Regions from separate parts of the Mus musculus genome. Here region 2 is linked to region 1. Evidence: chromatin contacts called from ENCODE Hi-C or POLR2A ChIA-PET data. All regions are on one chromosome and are shown on one strand. Each heading gives the region's core, a stretch centred on a gene start or an enhancer-like site at or near the end of the contact. The rest is flanking DNA. Distances are from core to core; before and after follow the strand shown. Region 1 overlaps Myom1 (myomesin 1). Region 2 has its middle 5.3 kb from the start of Lpin2.

Region 1 (4,667 bases), core at 1,046-3,545:
CAAAACAAAACAAAACAGCTAAATTCATTAGTTCCAGTGGGAGCTATTGCTGTATGATAATAGTCAGATGTCATCAGAATACAATCCAACAGTCAGACTTAAAACATCGCAGTTCAAGCATGAATAGTCTAAATTCATAGTCACATGTGTTCACCAGCACTGTGATTTAAGTCAGATTTTTGAATGTTGGTCTCTACCACAGCATTAGGGGAGAACTTACATGTAAATATAATTTCACAATTATATTAGCGTCCTGTCTAGTTAGGGAGAAATGGGCGATAAATGTACAAGGGTGGTGTTTATGTTTTAGTGCTGGAATACATTTTAAAAGTTATTTTTTATTTAATTATTTTTTATTAGATATTTTCTTCATTTACATTTCAAATGCTATCCCGAAAGTCCCCTATAACCTCCCACTGCCCTGCTCCCCAACCCACCCACTCCTGCTTCCTGGCCCTGGCATTCCCCTGTACTGGGCATATGATCTTCGCAAGACCAAGGGCCTCTCCTCCCATTGATGGCTGACTAGGCCATCCTCTGCTAAGGTACCTAAAGAGAAAGAACACACATGCATGTGTGACATAAGATGCTCATTATTTCTAAACCTGCTTATTCCAGGTGCAAGGCCTCAAAGAGGGTACCAGCTACGTGTTCCGTGTACGTGCTGTCAACCAGGCAGGCGTTGGAAAGCCTTCAGACCTTGCTGGACCTGTTGTGGCTGAAACACGTCCAGGTGGGTCCTACTTTTTCATTAATATTTATCTCTGGCTTGGGGTACCACTTGGAAATAGCACATTTTACTATGGTACACAGGAACCAGGGTTCACCAAGTACCAAAGTGGGGAAAATATGTTACCTGTGTAAGTAAGATCCTGAAGCCACTTTACCCTACCTTTCTTCATTCTCTGTAGGTGCTGTCTGAGTAGTTAACAAATATACCCTTAGCATGGGAAAGTCATGTATTCCTTTAAAGGATCCTCAGATCTGGGATTAGCCAGGTTTGAAGCGGTCTAGGAGGTACTGTGGTTAATACCTAAGCGCTTCATAGTCTGAACCAACTTAAGTGTGTACCCATACCAGGCTGCTCCAATTTAACCTGGCCGTTAGCCCTGATACTTTACAATCACAGAAGGACCTGGAATATCCCAGGAAGTGGGCACGTCCCTTATACAGATTAAGATGTATGCAAATCTAGCTCTGAAGTTAAACTGGAGGTCAGCATACTTTCCATCAAGGGCAAGGTAGTATTTTCAGCTTCTCAGCCTCATGGTCCTTGTTCCAGCTCCTTGGCCTGCCAGGGCATGAGCAGACGTGGCTGTGCTCCAACAAAGCCTTTTCATGTGCATCCCATACATGCAGCATGTAATATTATGCATTCTGCATATCACATAAATAATAACATATAGTCTGCCCACTATCAAATTTGAGTTCCACGTTATGCTCTCATACCTTGAAATATTAATCTTCTTTTGATTTTGCTCACCATGTGTTTCATCAGCCAACAACACGAAAATGATGATCTCGTTCCTGTTCAATTTGTTCTGTTTTAAAAGTTTTATTTCTGTTCACTGAAGTACGAGTAACAGTAAAGGATAAAAATTATTTTCCGGTTACTTTTCTAAAAAAAAAAAAACATTCTAGCATAAAGGGCCTTTGCTTTTGTGTGCCTGTTTTCAGAAACGAAACAAACACAGGGCAAAGAGAAAAAGTCATATTTATTTTCCTGATGAGAACACTGTAAACAGGAAATTTCTACTCCTTTTATTACTTGAAAAATATCAGCAGCGTACTCTCCCAAGTCTGCCCGCTGCTTCCTGTTTCTTCATGACTGCTTTTGTCTCCTCCTAAACCCGTTGGTAGGTATTTATTGGACAAAATCGAGCTTTACAGGATGAGGCAGCTAATTCTACACTTCATAGTAACCTTTGCAAAATTCCCAAAGAAAGATGAAAATGCTATGACCAGCTACACAGAGACAGCAGGGCATGTATAAGTGCGCACATGACCAGATACACAGAGACAGCAGGGCATGTATAAGTGCGCACATGACCAGCTACACAGAGACAGCAGGGCATGTATAAGTGCGCACGCGTACAGGTGTCTTGGGGTCAGACTCTTCAGCTGTGAACATCAGTGGTATCCAATAGACATTTATATGGGTTCATGTGCAGTATCTACCCCTCAGAGAACATTTAGATTACTGTATCAGGGAACTGCCCATCTAGAACAAAGCACCTGTTAAGCTATAGGTTCCCAAATAAGTCAGGACCTTCCTAATGGCAGGCTGCCAGCCAGATGCCGTGTTAGCATGACTATCATTGGGGGCTGGCTGTGGACCTCTTGAACACAAGTTCCGTGTTCCTGATTTGGAAAAGCACCAAAAGTCACATCTATGGCCATTCCATTCTTGGGATGTAACTCAAGTTAACAGCTGCAGACATGAATACACTTAGCCGCTCACAGCTTAGGAAAGAATCCTCGGGCACACAAAGCCAAAATGCTTCCCTGTGATGTTTGGAATCGGTTTCTAGTCAGCAGGCATGGCCACTCTTGCAACATGAGTTTCTTGCAACATGATACTGCGTGGCAGGTCCTGTATGTGCCCTGGGATAGGCTGGTTAGGTTTATGATCACATGGGATCATCAACAGAGTTTACAGCTTGGTATGGTGAGAGCTAAGGTAGACCTCTGTACAAACTGCAAAGCCAAATAGGCTAGGAGCTAGGATTCAAGGTTTTGTTAGTTGCTGGCTAACAAAACTTAAATGTAGACTAAAATTTACGTAATTTCCTCATTCCATTTCTAAGTGTTAAGTGTATTGTTTTGCTGACTTTATGTTAGAACGAATAGAAGGAAGAAGGAGAGAAATGTTATCAATTTCAAGACTTTGGGTGTGAAACTTGCAACCCTTAGCGAGAAAGTACTCTGGATTCTGTTCAGATCATTGAAACCCTTGGCCTTTATTTGAGAAAAACACCTTCATTTGCAATACATTATTAAAATCTCCGGTAAAAATACGGCTTCTCAAGTAACAGCACACTGAAAGTACACTGAACAAGATACCTCGGTTGTAATTAGACTTCAGCTGAAAGTTCACTTAATCCACTGGAGTCAGTAGGATCATCAGCCTCCCTTTGAAGTCAAAGAAGCTCCAAGGAGATGTTGTCCAGCCCTGCTACAAAGTCCAATTGTGTTGGTAATGAGAAGCCAGACAACAGACCAAGTGTGCCTGTGGTGATTTCCCAAGACAGCTGTTAGCTAAAGAAACCCTCAGAAAGAAGAGGTTAGAACTATTTAGTGTAAATTTGGTGGTGCCTAAAAAGACATTTTTTTTTTTCTTGATGCTTGACACTTTTAAACAGTGTCTGGTTGATTGTATCACAGCAGCAATGGAAGTGGAGGCCAGGTGAGCCAGATCAGATAGGGAATAAAAGAGACCTGGCCTGGCAGGTGATCAGGAGGTTAACTGGTTAGCGGTGCAGCTTGTAGTTATTCTTGTCAGAGAAACAGAGTAGCAGGTGGGAGAGTCAGGTGATGGGCAGGAGACTCCTTCCCCTCGCCCCCCAGACACCAAGCAGGGCCTCAAGTAGGAGCTGGGCCCAAGCAGCAGAGCAGGCTAGGAGACTACATTCTCCCAAAGAAAAATGACTTGGGATTTAGCTAACAGCTGAATGTCTACAATTTGGTTGATGCAGCACCTAGTAAGGCCCTGAGAAGGCAAAGGTGGACAAGGGGCCTCAGGGTGGACTCTAAGGGATTCTGAGGCAGGAGGCTGGCTTCCTCTGAAGATGAGCACTAGTGGCTAATTAAGAAAACTGCTCTCATACCTGCTTCCTAACTGTCCCTTGGACCCCAGCACACAGTTCTCAGTGGTGGCAGCTATCGGACATAATCTTCAAAGGAGGAAAGATTCATTGACCTCGTGGTCTGAGAGGTTTTAGTCAACCATGCAAGGAAGACATGGTGGAGCAGCTCATGTTGTAGCAGACAGGAAGCAAAGAGGAAGAAAGGGGCAGGAGACCATCTTCAGTGACTTATATCCTCAGCATAGTCCCTACTTCCAGAGGGCCCTGGGCTTCCCAAAGTAGTACCACAAGAATCACCACAACCAACACTGCTACCACCAGGCATCACCACACGAGCCTATAAGGGACATTTCATATTTGAACAATAACAACTACCGTGACTTGAGCAGCATGACTCCCGTAGCATCAGTGTGTGCCCTTCATCCTAGGCATCTTGTTGTTCACATGGTTGTGACGGTTGAGCTGGGAAAGCCGAGTCTAGTGGAGGCCACAGGGTAGGTACCAAGATAGTAGGCCAGTTGAGTGTGATAAATATAAATAAATAAGACAGCTTAGAGATGGGAGCCACTGGTGACAGTTGGCACACTGTTGTTTGATATTCTGCTCCTCTTTTGAGGGTTTAAAAGCCAGGCGTATGTCATCCTTGTGCACATATGTACATGAAGCAGGACAATAAAGCTTAGGATACCGCCCATGTAAAAGACTTTAAAATTATATCTTGTTATGAGATGGGCAGAAAAGTAAACAGCTCACTGAGTTTTAATCTTTTAAGTTGTTCATCTATTTACTTTTAGTTTTAAGAAAGAGAAAATCGGGATAGGATCAGTTCATTTTCAAGTAGTTCATGTTATCTCTGACCAT
Region 2 (4,755 bases), core at 1,635-4,134, 85 kb after region 1:
ACTGCAGACTTGGATATATTTTACCTCTTACCTTACCTCTCTGCTTTGGTCTACTGAGAAAAAAAAATGTAGATAACACAACATTTTCAAACGAAGGGTAGCTTATAATATTGGTTGTAGGTTTTGATAAATGCCGTTTTGCAAGAAAAACATTCCTCATAGACATGGTGGCTGAGGACTTTAATCTTGGCACTCAGGGAGGTGGAAGTAGGTGAATTCCCTGGGTGGGTTATGAAGTCTGCATCTGTTCAGATCATCACCAATTCTTGAATGTGGTGGGCGACATTAATTGGCTTTGTCATTGTAGCCCAACTTGTATTCTCCAAGAAGTTAGTTTGATCATGATGTATTATCTTGCCAGGTTGATACTACAAAAATTTCATTCACGGTTTCTGCATCTATAGTTGAGTGAAATTGGACCTTTTTTTCTTTCTTTCTTATACTCTTCTGGTCAGATTTCGGTGTAACGATACACTAGCTCCATGAAATGGGACTGAAGAAGAAGCCCCCCGCCCCCCTTTGCACTTTGGGATAGTGCAAATGAGATTGGAATTTCTTACCATTTGAGTGTTTGACCAAAAGCCTTTACAAAACAGTTTCAGCCTGAATTTTTCCTGCCAGAAAATATCTACTGATATAAGTTCTTGCATGATTATGACTCTGTCCTGACTTCCTTGTTTACTTTTCAAATTAACTAACGAGAAAAAAAATCCACCACATTCTGAAATTTCTAGATTGTGTGTAATTATAGTTTTATGTTATTCGAATTGGTGTGTTCCTTTCTCTCTTCCTTGTTTTTCTGCAAGGTTTGTAAACTTAGGAGTCTCAGATAGATAAACTTGAGCAGGTATTCCTTCCGCTGTCTGCTGTTTCTAGCTATATTATTTGACCTTCATTACTTTCTTCTATTGGACTTTATGTTGCCAGGTTTTTTTTAATAACCTGTAAGCGCTTTACATTTAAAAAGGTTTATTTTACAACTCTCATTGATTACTTGCTCAGCTTTGATACATAGTATCAAATACCTCATGCACACCATGGCAGCATTTCCACACAGCCTTGTTCCTTAACTACAGGCTTACCACCCAGCTTGCTTACATATTTTTATTTCTTTAATTTTAACTTAATAATTTTTATTATCATTTGACATAAGGTTTCACTCTCTACCCAAGCTGGCCTCAGTCGCCTCCCTCCCAAGAGAACCCAAGAGAATTACAGCCACGCAGCACCAGGCTAGTCACTTGTCTCAGTTGTCAGAGACTCTAGTTAGTGTGATCCAAATTTTTCAAAATGCTCATAGGCTTGCTTTATGACTTCCAAGTGTCAACTTTCATGAGGTTTTGGAGTGGGCTTGTGAAAAACTGATATTTTTTCCTCATTCTTTTATTTTGTTTCTGGGCCTATTTTTATTGGTCATCTATTAAGCACAGGGTGTTTTTTCCTTTTGCCCTTTAAGACACTTGGGGCTATAGGAAGCATTGTTTAAATTCAAGTTTAGTAAATACCCTTCAGGCCACTGCTGAGTTTCTGCCTTCTGGCTTCTGGTCTCCATCCTGTCTTGCTGTCTTAGTTTATTGACAACTTGTAGACTTTTCTGGAACATATTTTATACATATTTCACCTTGGTGAGGAATGGAGGAAGCCTTGAACACGTGGGGTCCTGAGTGAATGTGTGTGCTGTTGTTCTGGGATCAGCCGTATAAAGACCCCGAGCTGTAGACCCAAGGGAAATGACAACGTGTTCCCTTTTGTTCTGTCTGGATGTTGACAATTCATGCAGAACATGTCTGCTGTGGCTTTCTCCCTTGAGATATTCAGGGCCTGAAGACTGTTCCCCTACAGAGGCTGCTTCTACCAAGACTAGAACCTGTCTCCTTTATCCAGCTAAAGACCATAGCCTCTGTCTTCTTGTTTATCTGTACATAACGGCCTCTCCTCTTTGTCCGGCTGTATGCAATAATCCCGGCTCCATGTCCAACTGGATAATAAACATGCTGTGCTTCCTGGGTGTTATAGTGTCTCCCTTTGAGAGTCCAGATCACTCAGTACCAGATTTCTATCTGTGTTTGTTTTGTTTTGTTTTGTTTTGAGTCCCTTGCCACCAGAGGAAGGTTTGTCCCTGGAGCCATGCAGTGAACTTGTATTGTTTTGCTTTTAGAGGGAGAGGTGGTCTGGACCCCTACACATGCGTATTCCTAGGAAGATAAGCTCACCTTTATTGTTCTTCCAGTGTTTATTGATTGCCTGGTATGCCCAGAAGAAGAGCTAAGGTTGTTACCTCTATGTGGTCAACTACAAGCTTAAGAAAAAAAAAAAAGAGTCATTGACTGGGGAAAGGCAGTTGAAGCCACTGAGATAAGGTGATGGAAACTGGTGGCTAAAAATACAGGTTGAGGAACATTCTCACTTACACTTAAAAGCCAATGCTGATCTCTCTAGGACTGGAGGATAAGTGGACACAGTGTCTACAGAACCCTCGAAGGGTGTGTGGGAGGTGGGAATGGAGAGAGGAGGGCTAATAGGGACAGGAGTGTAGCTGGATAGGAGAAAGAACTTCTAGAGTTTTGACTGTGGTTGGCGTCAATTAATTGCATACTTAGAATTACTTGTAGACAAGATCACGAATGTTCCTAAAACAAAGAAACTAAACACAAGCCAGTTTTCTTCATTATCATCACATCCTTAGAGATGTATTGAAATGTCATGCTATGTCACCTAAAAATTTACACTTTTGTGAGTTAATTAGAAATAAAGTATATCTTCCCCCCAAAACAGCTTTCAGAGTCACGGAGTCCTGAGGATAGCTTTCAGCACCACCAGTTACAAGCCGTGGGAACTTACTTGAGTCACTCCTGTCTCCGTTGAATATAATTACAAAACGAGCTGGGTCTACTGTGGCGGTGCAGGAAACCCAGGCTGTCATCTGACCCAGGGAACATCAAAGCCAGGAACAGAAAAGCTGCTTTTCTAAAGTTTCGTTCCCTACCTCACCCTGTCCTCAGAGCTGCCAGGCAGGAGGGTGTAGGAGCTTTCCTCCTGACTCCAGAGAAAGCTCTCTTTCAGGAATGAAAGACACATTTTCTCCCTCTTGACTTGGGTGCTTTGGTGATTTTAGAGTTTGGGAAATAACAGACAGGAAGGAAACATCTTGCAGGCAACTTCTGCTTCTCATCTCCCCAGCAGACTTCCCCAAGACAAGTGGCATGCCTGCTGAATTCTTGTAAAGAGGAGCGTGCAGGGAGAAATGTGGAAGCTAATATTTAAAAAGTTATCACACTGCAGAAGGACCGGCTGACGCACATAGAACGGGAGAGACAACTGGAGCAAAAGGGGGCACTGCTTCTTGGGAGGTCAGTCTTTGTATTGAAGGCAAAGGACTGGCAAGGACAGATCTGCCCAAACGAGGGTGGGTGGTTAGTATTACTGGCTGGAGGGATGGGAAGAAAGCTCTTTTGCCCTTCTGGACTTTCAGAGAGATGGAGAGATTTACTGCAACTAGGGAGAGGTCGCAAATTGGACAACTGAAGAGGATATGACTTGTGCCTGTGGTAGCCATTCTTCAGAGAACTTTAGACAGTAGACATGCTGAGGTAGGGAGGGTGGACATGTGATGACAGTACCGGAATTGAGACTCTTCCCTAGGTTTCCGACAAAGATGACTAAATGGTTGGTAGTGCCATTAGCTGGGATATGAGATTCTGGGCCAGGGTCAAAGAGGAGTGCAAAGGGTGGACTAGAATCTGACGTCATTGTGAAAACCACCCAGCACATGCACACAGATTGCCCAGGTGTTCAGCCAACGAGAGCAGGAAGGAGCTTCAGGGAAGTGGTGGTCAAGAGCATCTCTCCAGATGCAGGTCCCAAAAGGAGTCCGCCATGTTTGACTTCGAGAGGGGTCTTGGTGACTCTAGCCTGGGCAGTATCATGGGTGGAGGAGGGACAGGCTTTCCCGGGAGAAGCTTCATGCTATTCCAGGTAGCTGGGCCTGGTAATGCAGCCTCCGAGGGAAAAGTAGACAGCTTGAACGGGAGTGTTGCCTAAGTTAGAAAGAAGGAAGGGGATGGAGGCCCATGTTTACAGATCTCACAGCTCATTAAATCCTTCTAAGATTTACTGTGCCTGAATAGGGAAAGAATAAAGACAAATTAACCTCACATGGAGGCTAGCTGACACACATTAGTGAGCTCCATCCAGGTGCTTGATTAGGATGGAACATACCTTTGTGGAAATTAAACCTCATTAAATGTTTGAGGCGCCCTTTATGAGTGGTTTTCATGTATTTTGAAGTCCACTATTTGAGGCCACAAACTCACACGTGGCACCCAGAGAAGTTTAGGAGCACGGTTACGGGGAAGAGAGAGCTTGCTGAAGATCAGATTGGAGAAGATGCCCACCATTTCTTTTTTTTTTTTTTTTTAAACTCTCAGGAACCAGGCTTTGACACAGAAAACACCTTAAGTAACTACTAGCTGAAATAACGTTCATGCTTATAATGAAAACTGTGGCCTAATCATATTCAAAACACCCATTTTCCAAAATTTAAATCGATGAGCCACTGTAGTAGGATATCATGCAAGACCTTAGCAACCGTCATTTTGGACTTTTATTTTTTATTTTTCTTACATTACCCAACAACAGTGAGTTCAGGTACTACCTAGAAACATTTTAATAATAGTTTAGCAAAGCATCCTATTCCACTTCTTAATTGTGAAGAACGTTACTTGGGAAAATTAAAAATAGGCACCAGATAAACAG

Evidence for each region. Hi-C counts contacts between places; a loop is a spot of excess contacts on that map. ChIA-PET counts read pairs that join two places held with the same protein, here RNA polymerase II (POLR2A).
Region 2: a map of v-Abl transformed pro-B cells shows a loop between it and region 1 (2.7-fold over the local background). The contact joins two enhancer-like sites. A Hi-C loop is called at or near these places in 4 of 37 maps with a recorded cell type or tissue (CH12.LX, T-helper 17 cell and v-Abl transformed pro-B cells). POLR2A ChIA-PET finds 5 or more read pairs at or near these places in 1 of 5 experiments (Patski).

What each region holds. Positions count from the first base shown.
Region 1 is chr17:71,091,482-71,096,148 of GRCm38, forward strand. Myom1 (myomesin 1) reads left to right here. Exons shown (of 37, transcript NM_001083934.1): 21 at 619-733. Among named protein-coding and RNA genes, the nearest start is that of Myom1, 74 kb to the left of the region's middle. Within about 2 kb of position 2,296, at least 1 of the 3 ENCODE cell types and tissues checked has a DNase peak (open chromatin) inside an H3K27ac peak, as active enhancers do.
Region 2 is chr17:71,175,832-71,180,586 of GRCm38, forward strand. No RefSeq gene overlaps it. Among named protein-coding and RNA genes, the nearest start is that of Lpin2, 5.3 kb to the right of the region's middle. Within about 2 kb of position 2,885, at least 1 of the 3 ENCODE cell types and tissues checked has a DNase peak (open chromatin) inside an H3K27ac peak, as active enhancers do.